Linked DNA regions of Homo sapiens: regions 1, 2, 3 and 4 are each linked to region 5. Evidence: chromatin loops called from intact Hi-C (ENCODE). Cell type or tissue: heart right ventricle. All regions are shown on one strand. Links, peaks and the distances in the headings refer to the core of each region. The heading gives the core; the rest is flanking DNA.

What was found. Peaks named below come from ENCODE experiments on the same cell type or tissue, not always from the same donor. Only the 100,000 strongest peaks of a DNase experiment are listed, where the experiment ranks them.
Region 1: a loop joins it to region 5, with 11 times the contacts of the local background. A loop is called at or near these places in 8 of 110 quality-filtered maps.
Region 2: a loop joins it to region 5, with 5 times the contacts of the local background. A loop is called at or near these places in 46 of 110 quality-filtered maps.
Region 3: it touches region 5 in a loop (3-fold over the local background); 10 of 110 quality-filtered maps call a loop at or near these places.
Region 4: a loop joins it to region 5, with 4 times the contacts of the local background. A loop is called at or near these places in 30 of 110 quality-filtered maps.

What each region holds. Positions count from the first base shown.
Region 1 is chr3:64,881,620-64,887,728 of GRCh38, reverse strand. All of the region lies in intron 4 of ADAMTS9-AS2 (ADAMTS9 antisense RNA 2), which reads right to left. All of the region lies in intron 2 of LOC105377124 (a long non-coding RNA gene), which reads left to right. Among named protein-coding and RNA genes, the nearest start is that of ADAMTS9, 200 kb to the right of the region's middle. In heart right ventricle, for the core only: no CTCF peak of the experiment used is centred there; no DNase peak of the experiment used is centred there; H3K27ac peaks cover 2,008 bases.
Region 2 is chr3:65,166,805-65,172,913 of GRCh38, reverse strand. The region is part of intron 1 of LOC105377127 (a long non-coding RNA gene); the gene reads left to right. Among named protein-coding and RNA genes, the nearest start is that of LINC02040, 5.1 kb to the left of the region's middle. In heart right ventricle, for the core only: a CTCF peak has its summit at 2,449; a DNase peak (open chromatin) is centred at 2,033; H3K27ac peaks cover 5,000 bases.
Region 3 is chr3:64,812,623-64,818,731 of GRCh38, reverse strand. The region is part of intron 3 of ADAMTS9-AS2 (ADAMTS9 antisense RNA 2); the gene reads right to left. Among named protein-coding and RNA genes, the nearest start is that of ADAMTS9, 130 kb to the right of the region's middle. In heart right ventricle, for the core only: no CTCF peak of the experiment used is centred there; DNase peaks (open chromatin) are centred at 2,641 and 3,299; H3K4me3 peaks cover 578 bases; H3K27ac peaks cover 3,437 bases.
Region 4 is chr3:64,893,789-64,899,897 of GRCh38, reverse strand. The region is part of intron 4 of ADAMTS9-AS2 (ADAMTS9 antisense RNA 2); the gene reads right to left. The region is part of intron 2 of LOC105377124 (a long non-coding RNA gene); the gene reads left to right. Among named protein-coding and RNA genes, the nearest start is that of ADAMTS9, 210 kb to the right of the region's middle. In heart right ventricle, for the core only: a CTCF peak has its summit at 3,715; no DNase peak of the experiment used is centred there; H3K27ac peaks cover 5,000 bases.
Region 5 is chr3:64,682,738-64,688,846 of GRCh38, reverse strand. It overlaps ADAMTS9 (ADAM metallopeptidase with thrombospondin type 1 motif 9), which reads left to right and starts at 847. Exons shown (of 40, transcript NM_182920.2): 1 at 847-1,304; 2 at 1,879-2,279. The coding sequence starts at 1,190. ADAMTS9-AS2 (ADAMTS9 antisense RNA 2) reads right to left here and starts at 3,977. Exons shown (of 6, transcript NR_038264.1): 1 at 3,509-3,977. RefSeq lists an enhancer at 3,279-3,780. In heart right ventricle, for the core only: CTCF peaks have their summits at 1,023 and 2,981; DNase peaks (open chromatin) are centred at 736, 2,866, 3,306, 3,826 and 1 weaker place; H3K4me3 peaks cover 3,981 bases; H3K27ac peaks cover 4,829 bases.

The DNA.
Region 1 (6,109 bases), core at 394-5,393, 200 kb before region 5:
TCATTAGCCTTTGAGATTTTTCTGTCTTACTTGTGTTACAAAGTATGAAAATATTCAGTAATCCAAATATTTTTTTCACTAGCCTTTCAGATTGTCTATTATGGTGTTTGTTTTGTATCTGTTTAGGTGGGCTAATTAGCATAGTTAGTAATATCACTTTGAAGGGGCTCACAGTAATCTTTTTGCTTTATTTCCAAGTTTGGGATAATTTTTCTTAGTATCTTTGCCCCTACTACATTGTTATTTTTATCCCAATTATTGGAATGGTCTTCCTAATTTTGAATGGGATTTTTTATGACCTATGATTCTCTTTTCTGACAAAGCGCCAAGAACAGCAAAATGGACGTTTTTTTTGTTTTGAGACGGAGTCTCGCTCTGTCGCCCAGGCTGGAGTGCAGTGGCACAATCTCAGCTCACTGCACGCTCCGCCTCCCAAGTTCATGCCATTCTCCTGCCTCAGCCTCCCGAGTAGCTGGGACTACAGGTGCCTGCCACCACGCCCGGCTAATTTTTTTTGTATTTTTAGTAGAGACAGGGTTTCACCGTGTTAGCCAGGGTGGTCTTGATCTCCTGACCTCGTGAGCCGCCCGTCTTGGCCTCCCAAAGTGCTGGGATTACAGGCTTGAGCCACCGCGCCCGGCCAGCAAAATGGACTTAATGCAAATCAACCTGCATGGGCCATGCATTCTTTGGAAACTCTAATGCAATGTTCCTGAAAGCAGAGAGATGCCACTAAGAAATAATCTTGTTTTCTAAAGGTGGCCTTGGTAGGGTGAATTTTTTTTAAGAACATTACAATTCAACATGTCAAGGGATTGTTTCACACAGTATTGATATTTAGCTTTTAATTTTTTCTATTTAGAAAAACAAATGCCTTCCTAGTTCAAACAATGGCTTCTTTAAGGAAAACTGCAGACAAAGTGATTAAGTCACTTGGAGCTGAACTTCCAGGCAGCACTGCTTAATATTCATGATGTTTAATTTTTAAATCTCTCTCAAATGGAATTTCCATGGAGACATCAGACTTCATCATCTAAGAGGCAAATCAGTCAAATATATCCACAGACATTATCAGAGAATACGATTCATACTGTGTGCATTCCCTAGTCAGCCACTTTTGAAGATACGGTGATAGAGTCTGCACCATCAAATAACTTACTATGAGCAAGAGGATACTGATAGTTGCTACCTATATAAACATTTGTAGAAACAAAAATGAGAGATGCCTGTGACTGTTTGGGCTGAGGGGAACCATTAGAAGCCAAGTCATATTTTCTACTTTCTCAACAGATTTGGCTCCTCTTGCTTTTTTTGTATAAAGTACTTTCAACTAAGTGAAACAAGAGGTTTAACAAAGTCTCAACACTGGCTATCATCTAAGGGCAAGAATAAAAACTCTATTTGGTTCTTGTATTCAATCACCTGACCTCCATGTCTGAGACATACTAACAGTAAACTAACAGAAAACAATGGTTAAACAAAAAACAAAACCCAGCAACATTTAGCTTGGACTGTACATCAGGGAGAGGTTAAACAAAATTTATGGTCAAAGAAGTATTTATCCAGTAAATCCTACTAGTCACCATTACAAACTTGATATTAAAAATCCCACCCACGACTGTAAACTAGTTCAACCATTGTGGAAGACAGTGTGGTGATTCCTCAAAGATCTAGAACTAGAAATCCCATTTGACCCAGCAATCCCATTGCTGGGTATATACCCAAAGGATTATAAATCAAGCTGCTATGAAGACCCATGCACAGGTATGTTTCTTGCGGCACTATTCACAATAGCAAAGACTTGGAACCAACCCAAATGTCCATCAATGATAGACTGGATTAAGAAAATGTGGCATATATACACCATGGAATACTATGCAGCCATAAAAAAGGATAAGTTCATGTCCTTTTTAGGGACATGGATGAAGCTGGAAACCATCATTCTGAGCAAACTATCGCAAGGACAGAAAACAAAACGCTGCATATTCTCACTCATAGGTGGGAACTGAACAATGAGAACACTTGGACACGGGGTGGGGAACATCACACACCAGGGCCTGTCTTGGGGTTGGGGGAGCAGGGAAGGATAGCATTAGGAGAAATACCTAATGTAAATGACAAGTTAATGGGTGCAGCATACCAACATGGCCCATGTATACATATGTAAAAAACCTGCACGTTGTGCACATTATTAAAGTATAATAAAAAATAATAATAGAATAAGAGAAATGGTGGTGTGTGTGTATGTGTGTGCATTTTTTAAATAAATATTTTTAATTCTTTTAATTATTGAAAACTAAAAAAAAAAAAAAAAAAAAAAAAAATCCCACCCTCATGTTTAGGAAACAGTGATAGAGCCAAGTGAAGATAAACAAAACTGCCCATCTGCTTTTATTTAAAAAGATATTCAACTTTCCTTATTAAATATTGTAGGTCTGTTTAGAATGTCACCAACACATGCCTTTTTGGGAAAAGAAATCCAGAAGAGAAAATGTAAGCCCTTTAAAATGACAACATACCGTGTAAAGAAGATAAACCATTAGAAATTTGATTACGCTGACTTTTTTTTTTTTCATTTCTGAAAGGGGAAGAAGGTCTTGATTGTTTTTGCTGACTATAGAAGCAAGACCTACTTCTAATCGTGTTTCTTACTGATGAAGTCTCAGAGGACAGTGGAGGAGATCGATCTTATCATGATAGAACTTCCTTTTTGATTTGATTGATACAGAAAAGCTGCAGCCTGTTGGAGGCTTAAAACAGCCTTCAGAATATACATCAAACATCTCCTTGGCCCATATGGTGCCTCTGAGTTGCAGGCTTTGAGGATTTCTTTAAACACCTCTCCTCCTTTTCCAGGCTCTGTGTCCACATCAGAATGCTCTGCATCCCCATCAGAACGTTGTGTACCATGGAGAAACAATATAAATAAATCATGTAATAAAATGACCTTTCCCAAATCACGTTTTGGCGAGAAGATGCTTTTTACAGCTGTCTCTTTGCTCTCCCTGCAGATGCCAACAACAGTGGAACTTTTACAAGTCCTACTAGAAGTTTGACATCCAGTTGAATTCAATTCTGGGGGAAGCTAAATTCAGCATGCTTCCTTTTCACATTTTTTGGCAGATTGAAAATATATACTGCCAATGAACCAGAGTGTGTACAAATAATATCTTCAGCCTTAGAGTTTGCTTGTGAAGAGAAGACAGTTCTGGGAGAAAGACCTTGAGGAGGGAATATAGAGAGGGATTATTTATTTATTTACTGGACTTGTTTATTGGCTTGGTTAAGATAGCTGATTATGTTGTCCTGGGAATTTTTGACCACGGTGATATGTAAATAAGGAAACGACTTGAAAAGTGATATGTAAGGCCTCTGATACATATGAGAAGTGATGGAAAGTGATATGAGACAGTCCCACGTATGCCAGGAGCTGAGACACAGCCACTGAGGGGTTTATTTTCTACAGGTGGCAGTGTTTTGTGGAATATCTGACAGACCACACTATTTGTCAACACAGCCTAATCCACATGTCACACAACATTTCCAGTATGTTTTCAGAATATGGCCTATTCATGTTGATTGCCAGAAAGGTCAAAATTCACAGAAATCCAGCAATACCCAAAGGGTAGGCTGTAAAGGATGAAAAAGCAATTCCAGAGAATGCCTGTCGCTTTTTTGTTTGTTTGTCTGTTTTACTCTCAATTTGCTAATTCAGGTTGTCTGGGCCACTGTATGGCACTGGAAGAAGAACAAGAAAAAGAAGTTAAAGTTATAAACTCTCTCTCAAAGCAGTTCTAGAATGTTCCTGCTCCTTTGCTGTCCTAGTCACTATAAGTTCTTTTGGAAGGAGGTGGGGAATAAAGTCATGATTAAAGAAACAATGTTTACTTTCTTCTTCTTCTCTTATAGTGGCCAAGCCAGTGATCATGTATTAGAAACCATGAGTGCTCTCTTCCTTCTCATTCTCCTCCTCCTCTTCCACTTGTTTTCCCTCTACAATTCTCTTCACTTCTTTCCCTCTTTCTCCCCCAGTTCTTCTTCTGTTTCCAATTCCTCTTCTTCTCAAAGTTCTTTGAATGTTCTCACTTCTTCTAATTCTCCTCCATTTCCTTCCAATTCTCCTAATTCTTCTCCTTCTCCTCCTTCTTCTTCTTCCTTCTCTCCCTTTAAGCCTCAGCTTCCATGTATAGTTTACTCATTTGCTAGTTTAGAAATGGAATCTGCTATAGATTTCCACAGAATCTCAGAGTAGACCTAGTAAAACTAGGCTGAAACAGAAGAGTCCATACACCATCACTCCTTCTACTCCTGCCTCCATGGCTTTCTGCATGATCAGTAAGCTAGAGTTTCTTATTTTTTGGGCCATTTCCACTAGAAATTGTTACAAACTGTACAAGGAAAAAGTGGAAAGAGCAGAGTCTTAAAACTGCAAGTGGACTGACTGTATTTATTAATGAACAACCTTTCTTTCAAACGGAAAAATAATAACTTTCTGTTTTTCACACTAATTCATTATAAATAGACACCTATTCTTGTGTTGTCACTTTCGAATTCAGTTACACCTTGCATTTAGAAGATGATAAAATATAATCAGTGGCAATTATTTAATAAATGTCCTAAAATAGATAAAAATGTTATTTAATAAAAAAATGCTTCTCATTAAAGGACATTGATCTACTGGCTAAACTCTAGTTTTGACTACGTAACATTGCCAAATTCAACAAGTTCTCATCTACAAAAATGAGAATTTCATGAGATTCAATGTAATAGGCTGACTTTAGGTAAAATGATGATTTGGGCTAAATGTCTTCAGGGTCTTCCAAGTCCTAGACTAGGGCCCACAAGGACTTGATTCTTGACTCTTATACTGAATCCATTAAGAGTCCTGAGACTTGGAGTCTTTTCTCTGTATGTTGTGAATATACGCAGTTCACATAAAGGTGACAATTATAGGTTAACAGCTAAACTTTTACTAGTCTGCTGAGTATTTGAATTGCAAGAGGAGAATCAAAGCCCTAACCCAAAGACATACAATTCTAACAGCTATATTTGAAGATAGATATGGTATTTTATGGGATTATATATTGTTGAAGCTAGAGTCAAACTTAAGTACCATTTTATACAAACCCTCCATTTAAAAAATGAGAAAACGCAAATGTAGATACACCATGAGTGTTAGGACCAGACTCTCATAGAGTGGCTGATGGTGCAAGTTTCGTTGCTACTTCACTTTCCTTAACTCTATTCCACACACCCCGTGCCTATTTTCTAGTCCTTTTTTCTTCCTGACCGCAAATTGCAGATTCTACCTCTATTCAGAAGGAGTGGGAGGAAGGAGGAATAGGAGAAAATAGAGCCATTTTCCCTGGCTCTGTAATAAACATTTTTCATTCCAAGGTAGCAAACTAAACACAAGCTACAACCTCTTCCACCAACCTCAAATCTTCCAGAAATGCCAGCAAACATGTTTGAAATGAGTTTGTACACAGGTGCACTACAAAACTAGAAAGGAACTCTCCATGGGCCATAAACTGTGAGGAATCCCTAAAAGGTAGAAATTAGGTAACATCAGATTGAGAAGTAAAACTCCAGCCCAACACATGTCTGGGACAGTCCATTTATACTCTTCCAAATTCCGTCTCTCCGTGTTCAACCAGAGCTGAATCTGACTCCCAGTCCCTCCCTCCTCAAAGCCTTCCTTGCCTTAGAACTCTCTTTACTGGCTTGTTCTACACCAGTTTTTATCCATCTTCTTTTCATCATCACGCCGTAAGAGTAAGGACTTTTTGCCCCCATGAGCCAATTTTTGCCCCTTAGGGATGGTGTTTCTTCTCTTGAGAATGTCTTATACCCCAAAGATCATCACAGAGCTTCTTTTAGAAGATGCTCTGAAAGGAGAGGTTCTCTGACTCTTCTCAAGCTATACCATGGAAGTGAACAATATTTCTGCTCCTGTGGATGGCCAGCTCTGGGTGAATGGTTGTCATATATGTGAATAAAGTCTTTTTTCCTTAAATGGCTTAGGGGGAAAATTCACAGGGAAAAAATCCAAGCACCAAAACATGGTTTAGAAACATTTACTCTTTGTTTTACTTTTCCTCTAGTGTCC
Region 2 (6,109 bases), core at 510-5,509, 480 kb before region 5:
TACTCTGCACCTGTTCTCACTTAATTGCTACAACTTCATCAGGTTACCCATTTCTCAGATGAGGAAACTGAGGCTTTGACATTGACTCACACAGCCAGTGTGCATGGACCCAAATCTCCATGACTTCTGATCCCAAGTTATAAAGGAGCTGATTGGGACTCAGCTAGGGAATGATAATTTGATGTGCTTGTCAAGAGAACGGCTATTCTGCCAGGCTATTCCTGGGCATGTTCAAGCCTAGGTTGGAGGACTATTGTCAGGGAAGTTGTGAAGGGAATTCTCATACATTGGGTAAAGAGATGAGGGTGCAGACTGAGAGGGGAAATGCGGCATGTTGGGGAGTGACCCGAGCAGAGGTTGGACAAGTAAGCCGGGGTCATATGTTATTATAAGGATTTGTTATTTTAATCCTAAAGGCCTTGGGAAGCATTTGAAAGGCTTAAAGCCAAGAGGAACTTACATTTTTTGTAAGATTAAATTGGCTTCACTTTAAAAAACAGATCCAAATGGTTGGCCGGGTGCAGCAGGACCTTTTAGGAGGTCATTCCACTTATACCATTGACATGGGAGAGCTAATGATGGCTTGAACTAAGCCACTTGATTAAAAGAAATTAACCAATTTAGACAATATCATCCCCAAATGTCTAGTCCGCCAAACTCTCATTCATTCCTCCTGCCTTGTAAATTATCTCCATTGCTCATCACTTTCAGCTGGTCAAGAAAACTTGGGGCGGTTTCTAAAGAAGCCATTCAGCAAATATTGACAGGCAGGGAGGATTAGGGCGCAAATAAGTTATTTATTAAACCCTGTCCTTGGATGCACAGAAGTTTGTGGGTGACAGGATTGTTATCTCTTTAGAGAAGATGGAGAAAGGCAGATACCAAGGGCTAGGTTTGCTGTAGGGAAGAGGTGGAAGAATTGAAGTTACCATTTGTTCCCAAGTCAGGCATCTCAGGGAAGTAGAAAAAGCTATGAACTGAGAATCAGTAGATTCCTCTTTTTAAATTATGGGACCTTGGCCATGTCACTTAACTTCCTCAGTTGCTTTATCTAGAAAGTAGACATTCCTGCCCTGTGTTTCTTATAGGATTACTGGGAGGATTCAATAAAATGGCACATATGGAAATTCTTAAAAAGTCACAAATCATTCTATACACACTAATTGTCATGTTCAGTCATCGAGGTAAGAGGCACTTTACGGGTGCAAAGGGCAACTTTACTGAGAAAGCATGCTCATGTTTTAAAATCTCAGTTTTCTCAGGATCTGAGTATCATTCCTAGTATCTGATTATACTTTCCACTATAAATTGCTACTTAACTTGCACTTCTGTTTTGGGGAAGCAGTGCTATCCAGTGTTAAGAACATGAGCTTTAGAGTCATACAGATATAGAGTTAATTTTCTGCTGTGCAATTTGACATCTTTTTAATATTTAACTTCTCCAACTCAGTTTTCTCTTCTGCAAAATGGGTCTATTAATAGAATGAACTTTATAAGCCTGGTTTGAGGATTAAAAGAAATATTACATGTAAAGTTGTTAACACAGTCGTTAGCCCATGTTAAGAGCTCATCACATGTTAATTATTATTTCTATATCCTTTAAAGTTTTCAGGGTACTTTCTAGCTCCATTTGCTAATTTAATTTTTCTTAACATTATCAATAGGTGGCTGATTATTATCCATCTTCCTTCATTTGTCCACTTAGGTAGGTCTTGCATGGACTACATGAAGGGTCTTCCACCTCCCTCCACCTAAAAATTCCTTGGGAAATTACCTAGGAGAAAGAACCAAATCCAAAAGAGGCAGAGACAGCTGATTTTTCTAAGGGATAGTGAGAGTAAATGACGTTAGGCCAGTTCAAATTATTGACGTCCCCAGGGCCACTGAGCACCCAGAACTATAGTGAAGTTCCCAGCAGTCCTTGCATCATCAGTGGTGTTCCCTCGTTGCAGACCCATGGGAGAGCACGTAGGTGCCATGTTCCTAACGTGATGCTGACGCACAGCTTTGCAAGTTTCCAACCAGTTACCGGGAGGCAGTGGGCTCTGGGCCAAGCTGGGACTCATGACATCACAGAGGAATCTCGGCACTTGAATAGCTGACAGTGTCTGCCTTTGCCAGCTATGCACTGGAAGTTGGAAGGGAATTTGGCCTCCAGAAAGCACATTTTTACTCCAGCCTGGAGCCTGTCAAAATCAACACGAGACTCTTAGCAACTACAGAGTTATTCTGCTAATTGTTGCCGACACTTAAGAAAGTGAGGAAATGTTAAAGGGCTGCCTCCTTGTCCTGAGTAGCAACGCTGATCCTCTCTAAGCAGATGGACCAATAATTATTCCCATCAATAAGGGGCAAGTGCACAGCTCTGCCTTCTGGTATCTGACCTAGGGGTTCTCTGTGTTGTTTGCCAAAGCCGAGGATGAGAATAGAGCAAAAACTGTAGGGGGAGCTATTTTGTTTTGAATGCAGAATGTAATCTGCCTTTTTGAGTAAGCAAAATATTAAAATTCTCAGAGTCTCTTTTGGAGAAAAATTTTACTTTCTGGGATGTTAAGAAAACGCTATAGAAATAAGCCTTGTTCACAAGATAAGAAACATCATATAATATGCATCAATATGAATCTAAATTAGAAAATGAATTCCCCCAGTTATTTCAAGTGATATATGGGCATTTGGTGGTTGAAGTGGTGAGAAAAACAGACTTGGGTTCGGATCCCAGCTCAGCTGTTACTAGCTGAGTGGCCTCGAGCAAATTGCCTCATAGCTCTGTAATATGGAAGTAGACTGCCTTGCCACACCCAGAGTTCTTATTTGGATTTAATTTTACAATGCATTTAAAGCTTGACAAGTAGCAATTGTTCAAAGAATGATTTTTTCCCACCTCCCTTATTTCTCTCAAGTGTGAAATATCATACCCATTCATATCTATCTATGAATTATGGCCAGGTGTGGTGGCTCATGCCTGTAATCCCAGTGCTTTGGGAGGCCGAGGAGAGAGGATCATGTGAGAGGCCAGGAGTTCAAGGCTTCAGTGAGCTATGATTGCAGAACTGCACTCCAGCCTGGGCAATAGAACGAGACCCTATCTCACACAGAACAAAACGAAGGAAATAATTTTGCTTCTCTGATTGGCTTCCTGCTTTTTTTTTTTTTTTTCCGAGACAGAGTCTTGCTCTGTCACCCAGGCTAGAGTGCAGTGGCACCATCTTGGCTCACTGCAATCTCCACCTCCTGGGTTCAAGCAATTCTCCTGCCTCAGCCTCCCGAGTAACTGGGATTACAGGCGCCTGCCACCACGCACATCTAATTTTTGTACTTTTAGTAGAGACAGGGTTTTACCATGTTGGCCAGGCTGGTCTTGAACTCCTGACCTTGTCATCTGCCCGCCTCGGCCTCCCAAAGTGCTGGGATTATAGGCGTGAGCCACCTCACCTGGCTGGCTTCCTGCTTTTTCTATGGACAATGTGATTAGGTATATAAAACAGGGTTTGTAGTCACAATGAGTTCTACCGTGAGGCTGAGTATCCTGCAGTTATTTCTTTGATAGGATGGTTTGAGGATGAAGCCTCTGCAGAACAGTGTTTGATGCTGCTGGACAATGTATTTGTGCCCAAGCCCATGTCAGGATGAAAATCAAGACAGAATGGCATTTGCTTCTTTGGAGAGGCCTGGGTAGTGACTTGAAAAGGATCCTGGAACAAAAGTATATTTCCTGGCATACCAAGGATCTATAGTTGTGGCAGCTCAGGGACTGCTCTGTTCCTTAACCAGACATAATATTCTTCTCAGGTTAAGCCTCCGTCAGAACCCAGAAGGCCACGAGGTACAGCAAGCCAAAATCTCAACTTCCAGTGAAACAAGGATTGCCTTTGGAATCTGTTTTCTAAATCACAAATGGGGGTTACTACAAGGCTAAGAAAACTATTAATATTAGTAGTTAACCAATAAATGGAAACAAGGGAGGAAAAACAATACAGATCTGTGAAAGACCAGCAACATATCACAGGGGAAAACATTTTGCTGCTTCTTCCTCCTTCTGCTGTGCTGGGCCGGGATCTCTTAATAAGAAGCCATATCCTCTCAGGATATTACCTCAGAGACTATCAGAAGCCTTGCTCAGAGGTTGCTCTCTCACATTTTTTTTCTCCAGTCACATTTATACAAGAGAATTCCATATTTGACAGCACACTGGTACTTCCCTTGTTTAACAAAGGCATCTTAATTTTCCATGACGGTAACATTTAAGTTACCATAAGTTCAGTCTTAAAATAATTGTTACACTTAACGGGTATTCTTAGAATAAGGCCGGAAGGAAACAGAAACAATCACTCCAATTCCCTCATTTTATAGGTGACAATCTGGGGGCCCAAGTTTAGTGCCTTTTCAAAGCAACACTATGTCTGGGCTCAGGGCTGGGTTGAGAAGTCAGATTTATATTTCCACACTGACGCTCTCTGACTTTGCCTTGTCATCATTTAGGGGTGGGTAGGTAATAGAAAACTTACAAGTGTTAACAGGGGTTTAAGTATAAGAGAATACTACCAAATAGTCCCACTGTGGAAAATCATGATACACAGAATTTTATGAAGGAGGGATATCATGAGGTTTACACAAAAATCGTGAGGGTTACATTTTACAGTTAAAGAAAATGTGGCAAAGAGAAGTTTAGTGACTTGCCCAAGGCAACATAGCTAATTAATGGAGCCAGGATTTGAACTCATTGTATCTGGCATATTTGGTACAAGTTAGAAATTAAGCTGGAGTTGCTTATAGGCATTTATGTTATTCCTTGAGGTTTACTCATCGTACTTCACTGGTCTGGGGTGAAGCTTGCACTTTGGGAGCACATGGAGAAGGCTGGGATTGGGAATTCTGCCTAGCCTGAATGTGGAGAGTTATCCAATGTTGTCTCCATTTCTGTATCACATGAGTGAATAGGTTGGCATAACAGAAAGACCCTAAAGAATTTTGAGATCTGTTTGTATTATGGTGGGGACTGTGTTATGCTGGGACTGTTTCCTCTTCTGTCTCTCTGCTTTCTCAGAGACCCTGCCTTAATGCCCCAAAGTGGCAATCTTCACAGCTCCTCTGATTGGACTAGGGGTAGACAAAAAATGACTTCTTTCAGAATCTCTCGCCATGGATTTTGAAATTAGCGTGAGTTTGAATTAGTTTCCTTTGGAGAGATGAGTTGGAAAGTCACATAGACTTGTGATCGGAAGTCACCATCTTAGGGATGCTGTGGTCATTGATGTGTTTTTAATCAGAAAGTAACTGCTTAGAGAGAAACAGGAGTAGATGAATGAATGAATGAATGAACGAATGAATGGGTTCAGTCAAATCCAATGAGGCACAATGAAAATCTTGCTTATGCTTCCTCTTCCCCCAGCTATAAAAAGTACTTGAGCCTTGATTTTTCAGGTGTCACTACAAGCTTTAACGTCTCAGGTCCTGACCATAAAATCAACAGAGGAAGACAGAGTGGAGATAAGGAGTAAAAATGAGTCCAATGACATCATTTGGATCCTGAATTCATTTGTGCCCTAAGCCAACATCTACCCTGAACGTTTCTGATAGAGGAGAAAATATCTTCTCTCTCTCAAGTCAATTCAAGTTAAGTTTTCAGCCCCACTCAAGATAAAGAGTTCTGACATATGAACCTCATATCGCCAATACGTTTCTTTGTTTTGCAGGCTGCCCAGCCAAACTTCAAGAAAAAAGGAAAAGAAGTGCTGGGTCAGCTGCCTTTTGATGGTAGTTGTTTCATTTATTATTTTCTGTTTTGTTGTTTTTGTAAAGAACATGTAAGAAACTCTTCAACTGAATTCCACATGGTGCCTAGATCCTAATCCTTCTGAAGCAAAAAATGTTTTTCTGTTCTCTGGGTGGTTCCTGGGATACTGCAGTTCCAAAAGAATAAGACATGGAAAAAGTTGGCCAGAGTTAGAAAAAAAAAAAAAAAAACAACAACCTGAAGAGAGGGAGTAGAAATGATTAAAGCAAAACAAAACAAAAACTAAAAGTGAGTGAAAATGGATATCCATGAATTAAAAGCAGTACACATGGAAACAGAGCATCTCTCTTTCAAGTTAGAGCCCTGGCATTGAAT
Region 3 (6,109 bases), core at 351-5,350, 130 kb before region 5:
TAACAGACAAACAGAGAGCCAAATCATGAGTGAACTCCTATTCACAATTGCCTCAGTTGATTTTTTGAGGGGCCCTCATCAAGTTAATGATGGCATCATGTTTATCCTTAATGTCAGGGCCAGTCAGGGCCCCAACAGGAAAACAATGGTAAAGTCAAATTGGGTAATTTGAGGAGAAATTAATAAAGGAGTAATTAGCAAAGTTGAGGGCAGGGGGTAGGGACAGCACAAGGGATAGTGCCATGCTGTGAGGCTAGTAATGGTCAGGGTGCTGTGTATGCTTCTAAGCCTTAAGGAACAATGAAAGGAAGTGGTTATCAGGAGAGAGAAGGGGAGTGAAGAAAAGAATGGGAGGTGGGTGGAGAAGGCTGTCTGACAAGAACTCCGATAAGTTTACAGGAAGAGAATTTTTGGAAGATGAACTCCAAATTGAATCTATTTCCTCCCTGCATCTCTTGCTGGCTTCCTATTTCTTTGAACCTACTGTTAGGTAGAGGGCATGGGAATCAGTTACTGCAATCCTAAAAGGCCAGCCTCCCAGGGTGCTGGGCACAGAAAAGAATAGTTACGCACAGCCCAATCAGAGCTTCCAGTGCTGTGGTCAACAAGTAGTCACTATGCGTGTAATAAAACAAATCAATTTCATGCTCTTATTAGAAACAGTGTGGTTATATACAAAGGAGGAGCGGGAAGAGAGAAAGTAACTGGTATTTAGTGAGTGTCTATTATATCCCAGGCACCATTTTGGGTAATTTCCGTGTGTGAACTCAGTTAATTCTCACAAAGACAATATGCAGTGGATAGGTCACCCTCCTACAGATAAAAACATGAAGGCTAAAATATTTAAATTACTTCTCTGTTGTCATACAGCCAGTAGGTGGCTGAGCTGGGATTCATACCAGGTCTGAATGAATTCAGAGTCTCTGCTGATTGCACCATTGTATGTAATGTGTCCATGCTTACATATAATTTGAGAGCTGAAGGCTTATGTATGTGAATATTCAGTAAATACATATATACATCAATGACAGGGAAACATTTCAGGCCTCAAAGGTCAGAAATGTCATATTTGTATCAACCTATAAGTCCTCAATACACACTGGTCTAACGTTCTCCGGAATGTGCCACCCCCTTAGAAATCTCTGAGTATATTTAAACATTGCTCCCTCTGCCTAGAATGCCCTGTTCCAGCCTCCCCCTTATCCTTCAAGGCCCATCACAGATGTTGTATTTTCTAAAATCCCTCACTGATGTCTAGATTTTCAGAATTAATGGCTTTTCATCTGTGTTTTCCAAATATCTCACTTGAAACACCTACCATCATTAGGTTTTTATGAGAGTAAGTAGTGTATGTGTCTCCTTCCTTAGCCTGGGTAGTAGACATTTATGGGTTCTGCCCTCACAGCCTCTATTCCCCCTTCTTTGGGTGTCAGTATCCTGGGTTTCCTTTGGGGAACCACCCCACCCGCAAGCCCCATCCCTGTGGTTAGGTTTGAGCTGCCTCTACTCCAACTCCAGGACTGGGCACAAGATCCAAGCTTAGCCAATCAGAGCAACACCTCATCCTGGACTCAGTGATTGTCTCAGAACTGGGTCCATGACCCAATCACAGCCAATCAAGCAATGTTAGCAAGGAGACCCTGGACTTCCACTGGAATGAACAAGAGAAAGGAGCTGGGGGAGGGGGCAAGGGGAGTCTTTTTCTTTTCTTTTTTTAAAAAAATATCTACTAGAAGATATAAAATCTGGAGCCACCACATAGAGAAAGCTTGTGTAGAAGTGAAGCAGACACAGAGGATAGAGGAGTAAAAAGACTGGAAGAGGCCAAATACTGATGACATTTGCTTGAACCATTTGGTTTGGCTAGCACTGCCTCAGATTTTCTGAGAAGTGAGCTGATACATTTAAATCTTCACATACTTACAACCAAAAAATCCTAACTACAGCTACCTAACAGAGCGTCTGTTGTACTGGACATGCTCAGAAAACATTCCTTAAAGTACACAGAATCCTTGTAAACTGACATCTGCCTATGCATCCAGGTCCTAAAACTAAAATCAAGTGGATCATCAGGTTTACCCTCTTCCATTTGGTTTTCAGACAGACAGTACTTGAAACATGTTTGCTAAAGACAGACAGAACTTCACATTCTCCTCCAGCACATGACACAATCAGAGGGAGATGCATTGTGCTTAAATAATGCATGAGGTAGCAAGGGCCAAGCCTGATGTATCAAGGTGTTGAAAACTGATGATGAGCCTGTCGCTTTTTTCAACCCATCTGCTAAGCTGCCCCCATGGATTATTTGTCAGTTTCTGTGAAGGAAAATGTGTGGGATGCTGACTCTGTAGGAAAATAAAATTGGGATTTTCCTTTCTAGTGTCTTGTTATTGTCCCTTACCCAAATGCATCTGTCCCTGGGCATTCTCCCCCAACAATAGTAGATAATTTCTTGGTGAATCTGAACAGCTCACAATTATTCCCTTCATTTTCACCTAACCCAAAGCAAGGAACTGACAGAAGCTACGCTTGGAAATTTTGCAGCCCACTGGACCAAGAGTGGGAGCCTGAAGTGAGCTGGGTCATTTTTCCCCAGGAATTTGAAACTAGAGCAGAGATAGAGAACAGAATGGATTCCGTCATTCCACGTGGTTGGAGCTCTAACAGATGGCCTGGGGAGCTGTGGGTGGGCATCCTTCCCCACCATGCGGGATGAGGAGCAGAGATGGTGAGTCTGCTGAGGCAAAGAAATAAAGCAGATGTGCAGATAGAAGCAGAGAGGAAGAGCATGTTGCCTATTCTAGTATTTCCTGAGCCCTCGCTGTATTTCTGCTTACACTTCCATTGCACAATCTCTCCATCTTTACACTAGATCCTCATTTTGTGAGTGAGCTAACACAAGTTGATGTCTGTTCCAGGCAATCAAGAAAAAAAAAAAAAAAAACCCTCATACATTAGCCGAAAAATTCTTAAGATGGGAAATCACCCAGGTGAGAAGAAATATCCCAGTTGAGAGAAACAAAACAAAAATTATCAAAAAGAGTTGGCAACAGTCATTCCAAAACCATTAAAGAGACGTCACTCAGCTCTAAGAAGAGAAAAATAAAGCTTCACAGTCGGCCAGCTGTGCAGAACTGAAATAGCATGGACCTACTCCATGAATTCACATAGTTGCTGAAAGTGAATTCCTTCCTGCAGTCTTCAGTCTTGCAGCTGAGCTATGAAATGTATTCCCAGTTTAAAATTCCTTTCCAAGTGCTATCCCATGACTTCACAAAGTTGTCTGCACACAAGAGCAACTCTCAAGCTGAGAGATGTCATGTTTGCATCATCGCTGACATGTAGACAAGTATTCAGATGGCCCATTAAGTAAATGCCCCTTGCAAGTATGGGGCACATCTGCTGGTTTGACAGCCTTTCTCTGCCTCTATAAGTTGGAAATCCCCAGCCTGGCTCATTAAAGAGAAACAGGCACGATTATTGTGTCAAAACACATTAGTGTATTTTATTCTGCCATTGCAGTTGCTTTTTGGCATTTGATGAAGCTAAAGAGATTTCAGGTTATGAAATCTGCGTTTCCTGCTTGTCTTTGTTTCAAAATTATATGTGGGATGATGTGGAAGAGGAATGTCAGTTAAGCTTCTGGACAATTCTCCCCAACCCACGAATGAATTGACATTCTTATAAAAAAAATCTGTCCCTGCTCCCTTTTTCTTGTCTGTTTGCTGAGCAAATGAGCTATTGGAAACAACAGAAAACATGTCCCTTTTTCTCCTCCAAAAAAAAGATAACCTTTCCCTTACTTTAATTGTAAGATGATTATCCGTATTATTTGACATCCTTTTAAAATATCTGGATAAAAGTGCAAACAACACGTTAATGAATTCTACAGATGATACTAAATTGGGAAATGCTGTTTTTCTTATTAATGACAACAATATATCAGGCAGCCATACCCAACAATAGCATCTGTGAGAGGGAAGGATGAAGTAGAGAAAGTCACATTTGTGACAAAGGCAGAAGGAGCCATGCAAAATATTAAAATTAAAATATAAAACCCAGATGTGTGAGTAGTGGACAGGTGAGCCTTGAAAACTTGTCAAACTAATGTGGCCATGTAATGGATGGACACTTAGAGAACTGCGTGCCCTGGGGACTGAGAGCTGAGCTATTTTTAGTTCCACAAGTAGAGGCATTGTGTCTCAGAACAGATAGTCTTTTCTTCCAGAACTTTAATAAGACCGCACCTGGCATAGGGTGTTCAGTTCTGGAACAGCACCACATGATGCACAAAAAAAAAAAAAGAATCCTTATATGTAAGATTTCAGGCTTTCTTTTTCTAGAAAGTAATGCAGCCACTTTTTTTTTTTTAGTAATTCCTAGCAGTAAATTGGCTGTTTTTACTAATTTGGTTCATCCTTGAGAGTATGAAAAAAATTGGATGCCTATTAAGCACCCCAGAATGAACACATTTAAATCTAAACTCTGGTCCCTTCCCTGATACCTCCACTGAAACCTGCCCTTTCCTCAGTCTTCCTGGCCTTGGTTCTTGGAATTCCATCCCTCCAGTTACCCCGGCTTTAGAATAATCCTAGACTTCCTTGTTTTCCTCAAACCCCAAATCCCATATATCAGCAAATCTTGGTAGTTCTAGTTTCAGAATAGATCCAGAATCTGACCATGTCTCACAATCTCCACTGCTACCACACTGATCACCAGGATCCCTCTGATCACGTCACTTCTCAAAAGTCTCCAGTGGCTTCCAAATCAGGGTGTCCAGGCCGGTATGATGCAGTGTGGCACTTCATACCTCTTAGATCACATCTTCTACACCTGCCTTGCCCACTCAGCTCAACCACACTAACACGCCGGGCAGAATCTGGTTATGTCTTTATAAATGCGATTCCCTGGTCTTAGAATTCTCTCACCCAGATATCCACATGGTTCACTCCAAAATCACCTCTGTAGTAAGGCATTTCCTGACTGGGAAGGGAAACTGCAGCCCACACTCACACCCCAGGCCTTCTCCACTCTCCCTGCTTTGTCTTTCTTCATTGTCCTTCTTATCAGCCAACGCACTATATATTTTGCTTATTTATTCATTGTTTGTCTCTCCCATGATATACACACCCAGAATATGCATTCCTGTTGTTTGCTTTTGTCTGTTTCATTCCCACACCTAGAACCGTGCCAATTGCACAGAAGGGGCTCTGTAAATATTTGCTTGGAAAGCTGAATGCAACTGGATGCCTGCTGCTAACGTTCATAATCAAAACACTTGATCAGAGTGAGCAAATTCTAAAAAGTATCTAAGTTCAAATCCAAAGAGCAAATCTATGGCAGAGCTAGGAATAATTTCAAAGTAACTTCCTTTGTCCATACAATGCAAGTACACTCCTTTCAGAGGCTAAATAGAGTTTTCTATACTGGCATCATCTCTAGCTAGAATATTGATCTGAAATTTGTTTAATCAGAGGGAATATATTTACAGAAGCATGTAATAGCTAAGGTAAATAGGCTTTTAAAAATCTCAAAAATGGGCTGTACGCAGTGGCTCACACCTGTAATCCCAGCATTTTGGGAGGCCGAGGCGGGTGGATCACCTGAGGTCAGAAATTTGAGACGAGCCTGGCCAATGTGGTGAAACCCCATCTCTACTAAAAATACAAAAATTAGCTGGGTGTGATGGTGCATTCCTGTAATCCCAGCTACTTGGGACGCTGAGGCTGGAGAATCGTTTGAACCTGGGAATTGGAGGTAGCGGTGAGCCAAGATTGTGCCACTGCACTCCAGCCTGGGCTGAAGTCTCAGAAAAAAAAAAAAAAAAACCCTCAGAAATATGGACAGCAAAGCTTGGAAAAGTGAATCTAGTGGAAAGAGTACTCACTCACAAATTAGACAAGAGCTAACGGATCTGTGCCCACCTGTTTATCATTCATAACACCCCTAGAATGAATGTAGGAACTGTTTCTATATTGCTTATAAAACTAGTGCAGACAAAGTGGGAATAATTTGCCCAAGGTCCAACATCTCTTCCTATATGCCCATCAATGACAGAGTGTATGAAGAAAATATGGTACACATACACCATGGACTACTATGCAGCCAT
Region 4 (6,109 bases), core at 741-5,740, 210 kb before region 5:
GAGACTTCCATGATTGCCTGAAGGAAAAGGGTTAGGCACACTTTTCTTAGATTCCATGGTTTTGTTTGGCACTATATATATATATATATATATATATATGTGTGTGTGTGTGTGTATATATATATATATATGTATATATATATGTATATGTATATATATGTATATATATATGTATATATATATATATGTGTATATATATATATCACCTTTGTTCTTAGTAATATAACCATTTGTTTATGTGTCTTTTTCTCCAAGACCATGGGCTTGACACATGGCTTGAAATCCAGTTTTCAACACTCAACTAGCTCTGTAACACTGGGTCAGTTATTTAACTTCCATGAGACCCAATTTTTTCATCTGTATTATAGAGATATTAATATCTACCTCACAAGTATGTTGCGAGATTTACAAGACAAATGAAAACCTGTTCATACAGAAACAGTAATATTTTAAACAGTGAATATTTAAAGCACCTTATTCCTAAGAATACCAAATGAAAGCCAAATGTCTTTCATCTAATGAAGGGACCATTGAACTGTGCTATATCCATTCTACAGATACTACTAAACAATAAAAAAATTGACACATTCAACAACATGGATGAACATCAATATATTATGTTAAGTCTACATACAGTGGGATTCCATTTATGTGACATTCCTACAAAGGTAAAACATAGGAACAGAAGAGAGACGAATGGTTGTTTATGTGGCTGACTAATAATGAGCAAAAAGGAATTTTTTGAGATGATGGAACTTTTCCTTATCTTAATTATGATGGTAGTTACACAACTGTATGCATTTTTCCTTACTCATAGAACTGTACATTAAAGAACTGTGTTGGATATGTTGGGTGGATGAATAGAAGGAAGAAAGCAAGGAAGAAAAGATGTGCAACTTGAAACTTCAGGGGATTTAATGTCTCTGAACCTTTTACCAATAGGAAATGAAAACCAATGAATAGATTCTCCAACCATATACATGACCTCTCAGAAGACATGGTCCCACAAGAACAATTGATCTCACTTGATACCAAGAGTCAGCTAACTCAGTGATGCACCCTCCTGTTTGATCTTGTTCCTTCCTTGCACATTCAATTTTTTACTCACTTCTGCTTCTTGGCATGGTATTCCCTAATAAAATAGCACAGAAGTATTTGCCCCATGCTTTGCTTTGCAAAGAACTTAGAAAAAGGCCCTCTGCATGGCTATGTAACTGGGTTCTTGCCAGTAGAAATGGGGGCAGAAACTATATGTGTGGTTTTGGATTCTGGGCCTTCAACCTGTAGACATACTCTCCTTCATACTTCCTCTCCCCCTTCCTGTGAGCTGTAACCAACTTCCTCTCCCTCTTCCTGTGAGCTGGGTCATAGGACCCAGACTTAAACATGCAGACAAACCCAGCCACTTAGGAGATGGCGGAATAACAGTATGGAGGGAACTCTGGCTCCTGGAGGATCTTGTGGAAAAGAGACCCTCCCAACTTGGATGACACTTCATCTCAGGACTCTACATAAGAAATAAATATCCATATTATTTAAGCCAGTGTTTTTAGGGGTCTCTTTATTCTAGCAGCATAATTTTACCTAAACTGAAACATGTGATCTTATACTTTATCATTGAAATTGCAACAATTTTAGGGATGAAAGGGGTTATATTCATAATGCTGGTAAAGAAAAGATAAATACGGTAGACATCCTAATTACCCTAATGCAATCTTTACACATTACATGAATGTACAAAATATCACATGTATCCCCCAAATATGTACACCTATTAGGTACAAAAAAAATGTAAATGTTAAAAAGAAATAATGCTGAGACAATAGAAGTAAATTAGTCTCCCTATCTAAAAGCAACCTCAAACTTCTAAGAAGATATTTTACCTGGTTTTGTACTTATTACCAGAATTGGGAGGAAGGATGGAGAGTAACACTAACATTAATAGCAGCTAACCAAGTGGGGTTGTTGGCCAGAAAGTTACTAGTGTTTGTATACAGAGGGTTTATAGGAATTTCCATTCCCAGGAGATACGCATGTGGCCATTGGTAGCCCTGAAGATCCATGTACGTTGGAATCCTAGATAAGCCTAAAAGGATTTCTAACCTGTCTGGCAAAATGCTAAGAGTAAGAGGAACCAAGGATACCTTCATTTAGATTTGGGTGGAGAGGAACCTGTAAAGTAGATCTTGAGACAACATTCACAGGTAGACAGATATGAGGCAGTCCATGGCCCAGTATCACACCTTGGAGTTGAAGTCCTACAGCCCATTTCAGACCATCTTTGAGACGTGGTGGCCCCAGAGTGTTGCATTAGGGGCCAATTGACAAAGTGCTGCATTGAGCTTGAAAGACAGGTGTGTTCCTACAGCTAGAAATTGACTAAATGAAAATGGCAGAAAATCTAGAAAACCCTAGTGCCCCATTGGTAACTGCAGAGATGGCAGTTTGGTGAACCTCAGAGCTCAGTTCTACACCAGTTTCTCCTCTTTCCTTCCTTTCTCCCTAGATGGTCGCACACATGTCCATCAGAAACATACATTACTAACTTAATGAAACAAGTTTTCTCTTTAAAGATGCTAAGCATGCCACCAGAAAAATCAAGCCATTAGATAAACATAGAAAAATAGTAATAGTTAAGAATACATTTTTTAAAATTTTCACAGCTCTGTGCTTGTGAAATTATTTCCATTACTTAAAAATAGTGGAATGGCTTTTGAATCTTCTTTATGAGGACTAAACACTTATCCACACAAGTTTCCTTCCATTGCAAACCCTGCTGATGAGAAAGTTAGGATTATCGTTAAACCCACATGCTCAATTTGACCTTAAATCTATTAATAGTATTTTTGTTCTGTTTTCCACTCTCTTTCCTACTTCTACCCCATCTCATCACTACATGATGCAATGTAGTCTGAGATAGGCCCATATCAAGCAAGTTAAATTTTAGATAGACTAGTAGCTACAGAAAAGGCTATCTATAGGGCCACATTATTAAAGTTACTAAGCAGTTAGTTGGAGAGAGGAAATGTTAGCATTCAGATGCAAGAAATTTTAAAATCATACTTTGCCAAATAAAACTGTTTCCTTGGAGCTAAATAAATATTCTCCCAAGGACAGACCTGAGGACTCAGACAGCTGCATCTATTTATGGTTTCCCCTGTGTTTCCCTCTCTCCTCCAAATCCAATCAGCTGTACAGAAAGCAATGAGGGTTCCTTTATTAAGCCTCCCTATTCCCAGCAAGGGACAGAAGTAGTGAAACAGAGAGCCAGCTGCCATTGAAATGTTCCAGCCATCTGCTTCTTCCTTATTTTTCCCCTTTTCTGTACACATTTAAATGTTCTTCCTTGTTTATCTATTTGTAGGGAGCAGATGGAATCATCATCATCACCACCATATTACATTTACTGAACACCTACCATGTCCTAAGTACCATGTTAGTAACTTCCTATAAATTATCTCATGTAATCCTCACAAAATTAATAATGTATTATTGCCCCATTTTACTGATGGTGAAACTGAGGCTTAGGAACTTTAAGAGACTTGACAAAGGCTACACAATTATAAGTGGGATCTTCTAACCTTAAGCCTCTCTCTTTTGAAAGAAATTAGGGCTACAGTGATAAATCTTCACAAAAATTATAAAGTAGGTAAAAGTATTTTTAGCACTCTTTCCATACCCTCTTTTCAAGCCATGTCAACACTCTACTGCCCTCTACCACCTTTCCCCAAACTGCCAAGGATCCAGCAGTTCCAAAAGTGTGCTTTCTTAGTGGTGGTTGCATTAGAGTATGAGTTTCTTAAAAAACAAAGTTGAAAGATCCAAATAAATAACCTCTAAAGGCTGAGATTCAGTCCATGCCAACAGGTGACAGGGAGGGTCTTTGTAGGTTGCTGGACCTCCCCAAGGCTTCTTTGGTGACTCCCGGTAGGTAGCTGCTATTCTCAAAATTTTAACAACCCTGCACCCTTAGCAATGTCAAGTTTACACATAAGATTTCTGAAAATAGGCTCCACATCAAACTTTCCAGTTCATCAAAACCAGAACAACAATGAACATCCCTTAAGGCCACTGCTATGATTCCACAGTATTTTGAAGGGAGTGGCAAAGGCAGTTTTTTTTCAGTAGGGTAGAAAAATTCAGATCCCTGACTTTGTTATGATTCAGTGAACAAGGTGGTTGTTTTCTAGCAAATAAAAATGTATTCTTTGCAAACTCTTCTTCCTCGGGTCCCTAGGACATGCCCTCAATCTGCTGTTGAAAATCTAAAGCATTCCAGTTGGCAATAGACTTTTCTCTTGGTGGACTACTGTGAGTTGAGTTTGGACAACGATTGTTCTGTTTCCAGAAAGTCACTGGGGAGTGGGGAAGAGGGGACTTGGAAACTCAGCCAGGTGTTAGACACCTCCTCAGGGGGTCCTTTTCTGCCAGGACCCGAAATCCCAGCCCTGAAACAGACCCTGCTGACTTTCCCTAAAGTTTTGACTTTATTAAAGAGCCAGAGGCAAGGGATTTTTTTTTTTTTTTTCCATGCACAGTCCTTCAGCTCTGGAATTCTGGATCTGACCTCCGGGTTTGAGAGAACTTGAATACATCAACCTCTAAGACACGATGTAGCAATAAAGTGCTCAGTTGTTTTTCTTTCCACAGCCTTTTCTCATTTCCAGGGAGAGGTTGAATTAGAGGGGCATTTGGGATGTTACTGGGCTTGCAAGCAGGTTGTGGAAAACAATATCACCCTAGGGGTTTTTCTATGATAGGTAAATTTTTCTCCTTCACTAAATGAATAATTAATGTTGTTTTAATATGGAACTGGCCCTTAATGCAGACAATTTATATGCATGAGTGCCCCCTTTTTCTCTCAAACTAGCTGGGTTTTAAATTATTTTTTTGAAACCCACTAGAAGGACGGTATAAAATATGTAAACATTTGGGTGGTCTGTTGATATTCACAGACCACATTTGAAATTAACTAATTTGCCTTCTATGAGAAACAGACTTTAGTGCTGTTCAAAAAGCTGGAGTTTTGAAATTAAGTAGCTCAAGTTGCCTTTGCCTATTCTCCAACTTGCTTAGGTTGTTGTTTTAATGGCAGCATTTACTAATGAAGGGAAGGAGGTTGCCAGAACTCAGAACCATGACAGGCCTCCTATTTAAAGAGAATTTCAACCACCAGGAGTGAATGGGTAATTAACCATATATTTGACTCCAGGTTTTTAAAACATAGTTATTCTCTCTCTCTCTCTCTAGAGTAATGGTTCACCTATCTCTTGCCCTGGGAGGCTGACACCTGTAGACTGCATCTCACGCTCTCCTTGGCCAGCTAGCTTCAAGTTGAGTTCAGCTAGAAAACAACCCTGACAAGGAAATGAGAAGGTGGGAGAGACAAGTTGGAGGATTTCTGCCTTCCTTCCTCAAATTCTGAAACAATACTTCCTCCCCTATCTTCAGCCCAAGGGATGCTCATGACTGCTTAGGTTTGTCAGTCTCTGGGTGCCTCGCTACCTCCTGTGTGTTTCCTAAGCCACACCCTTACCTCCATTCATTAAAAAATGACTGCTTCAACGAACTTACGGGGTAGTGATGCATCCTGTTGACTGCCGGGATCCAAAAAAACACTCAACTGGCTTTTTTCCAAGAAGCCTAAGCAATACTAGGAATTGGCCTCTTTATGATGACCCCAGAGTTGGATCAGTAATAATAGCACTGGGAGTTAACAGTTACTGAGTGCCTGCCATGTTCCCACGCAGTATGCTAAGCAATGTATGGGAAGAATCTCAGGAAGTAGAGGCTGAACAAGTTTCTTAAAATAATGGGCTACAGGGAGCAGAAACCATTTAAAGGGCACTGACAGCCAAAGACTGTTTATGTCCAAGGGAAGGACTCTTCAGTAATATGGTAATACTCTTTTGAGTAATATAGTATGGAGACTAATAAAATAAAAGTAATACTAAAGGATCCTTTAAGGGGACTGGGTAAATGTGAACGAGAGGACTATTTTAGCAAAAATTCTTTCACTTAATACTTGCTACGAATTTACCATTAGCTCTCATTCCATCTAGTGGTAATGCCAGCACTATTCAGCCCCACCACTTCACCTGGTGAAGAC
Region 5 (6,109 bases), core at 702-5,701:
GGACCCTCCATGAATGGTGACAGAGGTTGGTGGAAAGCACAGCTTAAATATTTTGCGAAATTTTCAAGAGACCACGTATTAGAAACACACTCCGACCTGCAGGATTAAGAACCCCATTTCTAAAACTCTTGACTTGGGGTGATTAAATCGAGAGCGGAGCTCAGGTGCCAAATCTCTTCCCGAATGAAAAAGTGTAGGAAGGGAAGGCGCTCCGGCGCTGGGCCACTTTCACTTGTAAGAAACCAAAAGATGGGGACTGGTGGCAAGAGATGGGGACGGAAGAGAAAGGAAAGGAAAAGGAGAAATGTGAGAAACAGACAGGGACACGGTGGGGCGGGGAGAAGACAGACATCACAGGGGAAAATGGGGAGAAGGGACAGAGTCCGAGAGGCACAGCAGCAGAGAGACAAGGGGGAGGAGGAAAAAGAGACTCGGAAGGGAGGAGAGAGAGGAGAGGAGAGGAAAAAGACGAGAGGGGAAGTGGCTGCACGCGCGCCAGGAAAGGGAGAGAACTTTCCCTGCTTTCCCTCCCCGGGGCAGGGAATCTCAGAAAACCCCACTTCAGCGAGGTGGCGGGGACCAGGAACAGCTGCCCCGGCGCTGGTGACGCCTCTGGCCTCCGCCTCTTGCAGCCGGCAGGGCCTCCGGCTGCGAGTCCCGCACGGGCCGGCCGAGGAGGGGACATGGTCTGGAAGGAGGCGGTCCCCGTTCGTCTCGCTTTCTCCTCCCCTCTCCTCCTCTTAGAGGCGTGCACCGGGGGCATTTGAGAGGCTGTGGACCCGCGGCCCCCCCGCCTCCGCCCCCCCAGCCCCCCATTCAAGAAGCCGCTCAGCTATCCCGGCCAGCACAGGGCGCCCGGCGCGCCTCGGAGCGCAAGTTCCTCGCCTTCTCCTGCCCGCTCGCTGGGCATTATGCGGCCAAGCAGCCGAGCCCCAGTCCTCCTCCTCCTCCTGCTCCTCCGGCTCCTCCTGCGGCCCGAGCGGCTCAGCTCTCGGCAGGCGGCGGCGTTGCTCAGCCGAGCGCAGACGGGACCCTCGCAGCGAGACCTCAGCGACTCCTAAAGTCAAAAGTTGGCGGCGGGCGCCGGGCTCCGCGCGCTCTCCACGGCCGCTGCCTCGCGTCGCCGCCGCAGCCAAGGAGGGCAGGAGGGAGGGGGGTGGGGGCAGCGGAGGGAGGGGTGGGAAGCACCATGCAGTTTGTATCCTGGGCCACACTGCTAACGCTCCTGGTGCGGGACCTGGCCGAGATGGGGAGCCCAGACGCCGCGGCGGCCGTGCGCAAGGACAGGCTGCACCCGAGGCAAGGTAACCAGGCTCCGGCCCCCGGGACCCCGCCGGCCCCGACGCCGCCTCCCGGTCCTCGCTCCTGGGCAGGGGCACCCCGCAGCGGAGGCTTCTCTCCTTTTCCTAGAAAGAATTATCTCCCGCTTTGCAGCCTCTCCCTTCTTTGGGTCATCCCCAACCAATTGCTAGGGAGGGACACTATGGAAACGAATTTAGGCAACCCCCCCCTACCTTGCTGTTGCCAGATATATCCCCATCCCCACTCCCACGCCGCAAACTAAAGTAACTTAGTAATTGGGGGCACCAGATAGCGTCATGTTTTATTTTATTCAGGTTATTTATCAATATCTGAAATCATATATATTTTGACTTGTTAATTGTCTGGCTCGGAATAGTGTATCCTCAGCACCTAGCACAGGTCCTGTTACTGGCACATAGTAGGTGCTCAGCAAATATTTGTCCACTGATTAAGGGTGAAGGGATTGACTCGAATGGGCTGGAAAATAAGGTCAGAACAAAGTCCCCACCTTCGTTTTAAATTAAAGCTTAAGGAAAAATGAATTATTGGTTCATATACCTCTGCTTCTCTCCGCAGTGAAATTATTAGAGACCCTGAGCGAATACGAAATCGTGTCTCCCATCCGAGTGAACGCTCTCGGAGAACCCTTTCCCACGAACGTCCACTTCAAAAGAACGCGACGGAGCATTAACTCTGCCACTGACCCCTGGCCTGCCTTCGCCTCCTCCTCTTCCTCCTCTACCTCCTCCCAGGCGCATTACCGCCTCTCTGCCTTCGGCCAGCAGTTTCTATTTAATCTCACCGCCAATGCCGGATTTATCGCTCCACTGTTCACTGTCACCCTCCTCGGGACGCCCGGGGTGAATCAGACCAAGTTTTATTCCGAAGAGGAAGCGGAACTCAAGCACTGTTTCTACAAAGGCTATGTCAATACCAACTCCGAGCACACGGCCGTCATCAGCCTCTGCTCAGGAATGGTAAGTGGGCGCGCGCCACCTCCTCTCCCCTTCCGCCTCCTCGCCCGCTTCTAGAAGACTTAATTGTCCTCTAAGCCTAGAGACCCTCACTGTGGCGAGGCTCCGCTCCTCTCCGGCGTTAAATATCAGCTAGAAACTCGTATGGTTTGGGTAGCTAGCTCTGTGCGTGCGAGTACACTGGCGTGGAGCGCACACACCCGCCCCCAGGGGCTTCTGGATGTTTCAGAGCTTTCTGGAGTTTGGACTCGGTTCAGCGGCGCGTTGCCCAACGCTGCGAGGCGGCCTGGAAGTCAGTTTCCAAACTCGGAGAAAGTTACTGGAGTTGCGGTTCCCTGCAGCAAACTTGGCCACCCGGGAGCGGAGCCGCTGAGCGCAGGGCGGACCAGACTCCTTATTGGTGCGCCTTGCATCGGGGATGTGGGGCTGAGGATCCCCTGCCCAAGGCACTGGGAGTTCCTTCAGTGTGTGTTGTGGAGGGCGGTGCGTAATCTAGAGTCCCCGCTTTCTCTCAGGGCCTTTATTCACGCGCCAGGAACCCTGAGGCTGAACTGGATTGACAGGGAGCAGGTCCCGTCCCAGGAACGGAAGGGTGGGCCGAGGGCTCTGGGGGCGGGGGAGAAGGCGGAGCCTACCCCGGACGCTTTGAATTGGGGTGGAACCGAGAGTGGGGGTGCAGCGCAGTCCAACTCTGCACCCTACTGGCGGGGTGGCCGGGAGAAACGGGATAGTGGGAGACAGCCTGGAGAGGCTGTCCGGACGTGATTTCGGTTCCTCTGGGGTTTCTACTACTCACGGGTTCCAGGGAGTGGAGAGAGGGAGCCTGCGGCGCACGTTTCCCTAGGGACTGAGGCAGGGCGGGGAGGCCGCCTTCTTGCGCTGCCAAATAGCATTTAGCAGGGAATCCACGTTGGTTCCCCGACTCTCTGTCGACCCCCGCATGTGCCCTCCAGTGGATCTTACAAGGCATCTGCCCCCCACTTCTCCACGACATTTGAGGAGTCGCTGCGGTACGGTTCTGGCCCGAGCAAGGGTGGTCCTTGACTTTCCCAAGCGACGTGCGTTTCTGCCACGCGCGTGTGACGCAGAAACTTTCCCGGGTCAGTCTCTCCCAGCGCACGGCGCTGTAAGCGCAATGGGGTCGTAGGCACTGTGCCCGGTGATGCCTTTATTCTTCCCGAAGCACCCACAGCCCCTCCCTCCCTTTTCTAAGCGGGGCCTTGGATACTCACCCCCAGACACTGGGCTGCTCCATCAGTGCGCTGTCGTTCGTGGGTCTTAAAGTTCCCAAGCACATCCTTCCTTCTCTGCCTTTCAATGGAAGGATCGGGTGGAGAGCGTGGCAAGCCTGAAGACTGGGAGGGGGTAGTTCTAGCCTGCTGGGATTCAAGGAAAGGGATAAACCCCTTTAGCCCCCAGCAAAGCGCCCGGAGCCGTGGCTCCCGAAATGCGCTGTCGAGATTGTTTGGGGGTGGGCGGAGACGGCAGCTTGGCGAAGTGGGAGGGGGTGCTGCAGTGAGTCATCGCTGCCCCAGGACCTAGGGCAAGAGCTCTGGAATCCTTCTGGTCCTTGAAAGGTTAAGGCTCGGGTAGGCAGAAGCCAGCCGTCTGAGCCCAGAGCCTGGAGTGCCCCTAGATTCCAAGATAGTAACCCCCAATTCCAGGACCGTAGGGATAGGACTGCGTGTGTACGTCAAGTTTGTAAACAGCCTTTACTCCTCCTCTCTCCCCGCCTCCACACCCGCTGAAGCCTAGTGGCCCCAGCAGTTGTATAAATATTTTACTGCGCAGGACCTTCATTTTCATTGGCAGTTTTAGGTGGTAGTGCGCACGTGGTTTCTTTGGGAACTGAGGACTAGGGCTTCAGAAACGACTACCTGGACTGTGATAACCTCATTTATATTGCGTTTAATTCGCAGTCTGCCTCTTTTGGGGAAAAGGGCCCTCATACATCTTAAAGATATGCGTTCTGGTTCTTCGTATCTTCAGCCATTAATCTAGCTCCAAAACCCCTGCCCCTTTGTCTTCCTTCTGGAAGTTATCTCCTCCCAAGACTTCCCCTTACCACTTCTGCAGCAGTGGCATCAAGATGTTGCTAGTTCTCCGCCTAGGAGTCTTCCAGGAAATCTTGAAGAGTCTACCAGAGTCTACCAGATTTTGGAGTGGGCTGTGCCATCCTGCCACCCCTAGTCAGTTGTCAGTTTTTCTGAATTTCATCTGAGATGGGTCGCCCGCCTCTCCTGAACATCTCTACCCTAAATCTATCCCGCTTCACTTTTCTCCCCCTCTCTCCTTAGGACTGATGTCTAAGAAATATTACACTGGGCTTCTTCTCCAGTCTTTCTCCTCGATCGCTAACTCCATTTGGCATTTAAGACTATTTACAGTGCACTCACTCACATCCACATGTCCAGTCTCAGCTCCCAATCTTTCCTCCACAAATCCTGCATTTCAGGCCATGGGTTTTACACTGCTTTCTCTGCACCCCACCCTCAATCCTAGTCTTCATTGCCTTTGTGCCTTGGAATTTACTTGGTCTTCTCACTCATCTTCACATGCTCAAATCCTACCCTTCTTTGGAGGTGTATATAATTTATATCTCTTCTTTCCCAGAAGACCTTTTCATAGTTCCCCATGTTGATGTCATCTCTCCCCCTCCCCCTTCATAGACACTTCTGAGAGTCTCTCTTATGATGCTTAGTACGTTCTCCCTTGTATCAAGGTTCTTGGTACACATGTTCTATCCTTTTCTCCTTGGCAACAGGGTCAGCATCAACTCATTTTTCTCCTATATTGGAGCTTTGTATGTTGTATATACTTAGCATATATGTTTGAATAAATAGTCACCTTAACCAAGAAAAGATAACTCTTAGGCCCACCTTTGTGAATCAACAGTACAATTAATTTTGGCATCACATTGATATGATTTATTGAGCTCTTACTATTAATGTCTGCCTGGCACTACTGTAAGTAGTTTACATATGTATTATCTCATCCAAATCCTCCAAGAACCCAATCCTCAGAACAACACATTTTACTGACAAAAAAAAATCTGAGACTTTGAGAGCTGGAGACTTGCTCAAGATCTCACAGCTCGTAAGTGGCAGCGCTGGGATTTCAACCGGGTCTTTCTGATCCATGTGCTTAACCATAGACCAGAGACTGATCCTGTTCTCCTGAAGAGAACCTCAGGGTTCTTTTATAAAAAGGCACGAGACTAAAGTCAGGTTAGACTCAATGCTGTGCAGCTGCTTCTGTACCATTGAAGGGGAATTTGGGCCCAATCACTTCCTCCTTCTGTGTCTTGGTTTCCCCATTTACCAATCAAAGGTGGCAAATCGTCACCAGCTGAGCTCCCTGGCTCTTTCCCAGGACTCATGTCTCTGATAGGCTTCACATGTTGTGATATGCTCTCTGATTTGTGCTCAGAGAACACCAGAGTTGTGTATTGAACACAGGCAGAGAATAAATTTATTAAATCACTGCTTCTCTGGCAACTAGCTACTCTGTCTCTTAGTCTGACCACACCTGAGCTGCCCTTTTCTTAAACCAGGGGCTCATGAATCATGTGGAGAGCTTTTAAAACAAAAAACAAAAACATTCTAGATCCATCCCTAGAAATTCTGAATCTGTGAGTAGGGGGTAATGCCCTAAATCTAATTTAAAAACAAAAACAAAAAACCTTCCCAGGCAATTTTGAAGCTAGCTGTTTTGGGGAGCCAACGTCTTAGCCTAGTGCTGCTCATACTTTATCATGCGTAAGAATACCCTGGGAGCTCATTAACATTTCAATTCTTGGGCCCTACCCCTAGAGATTTTGATTCAATAGATCA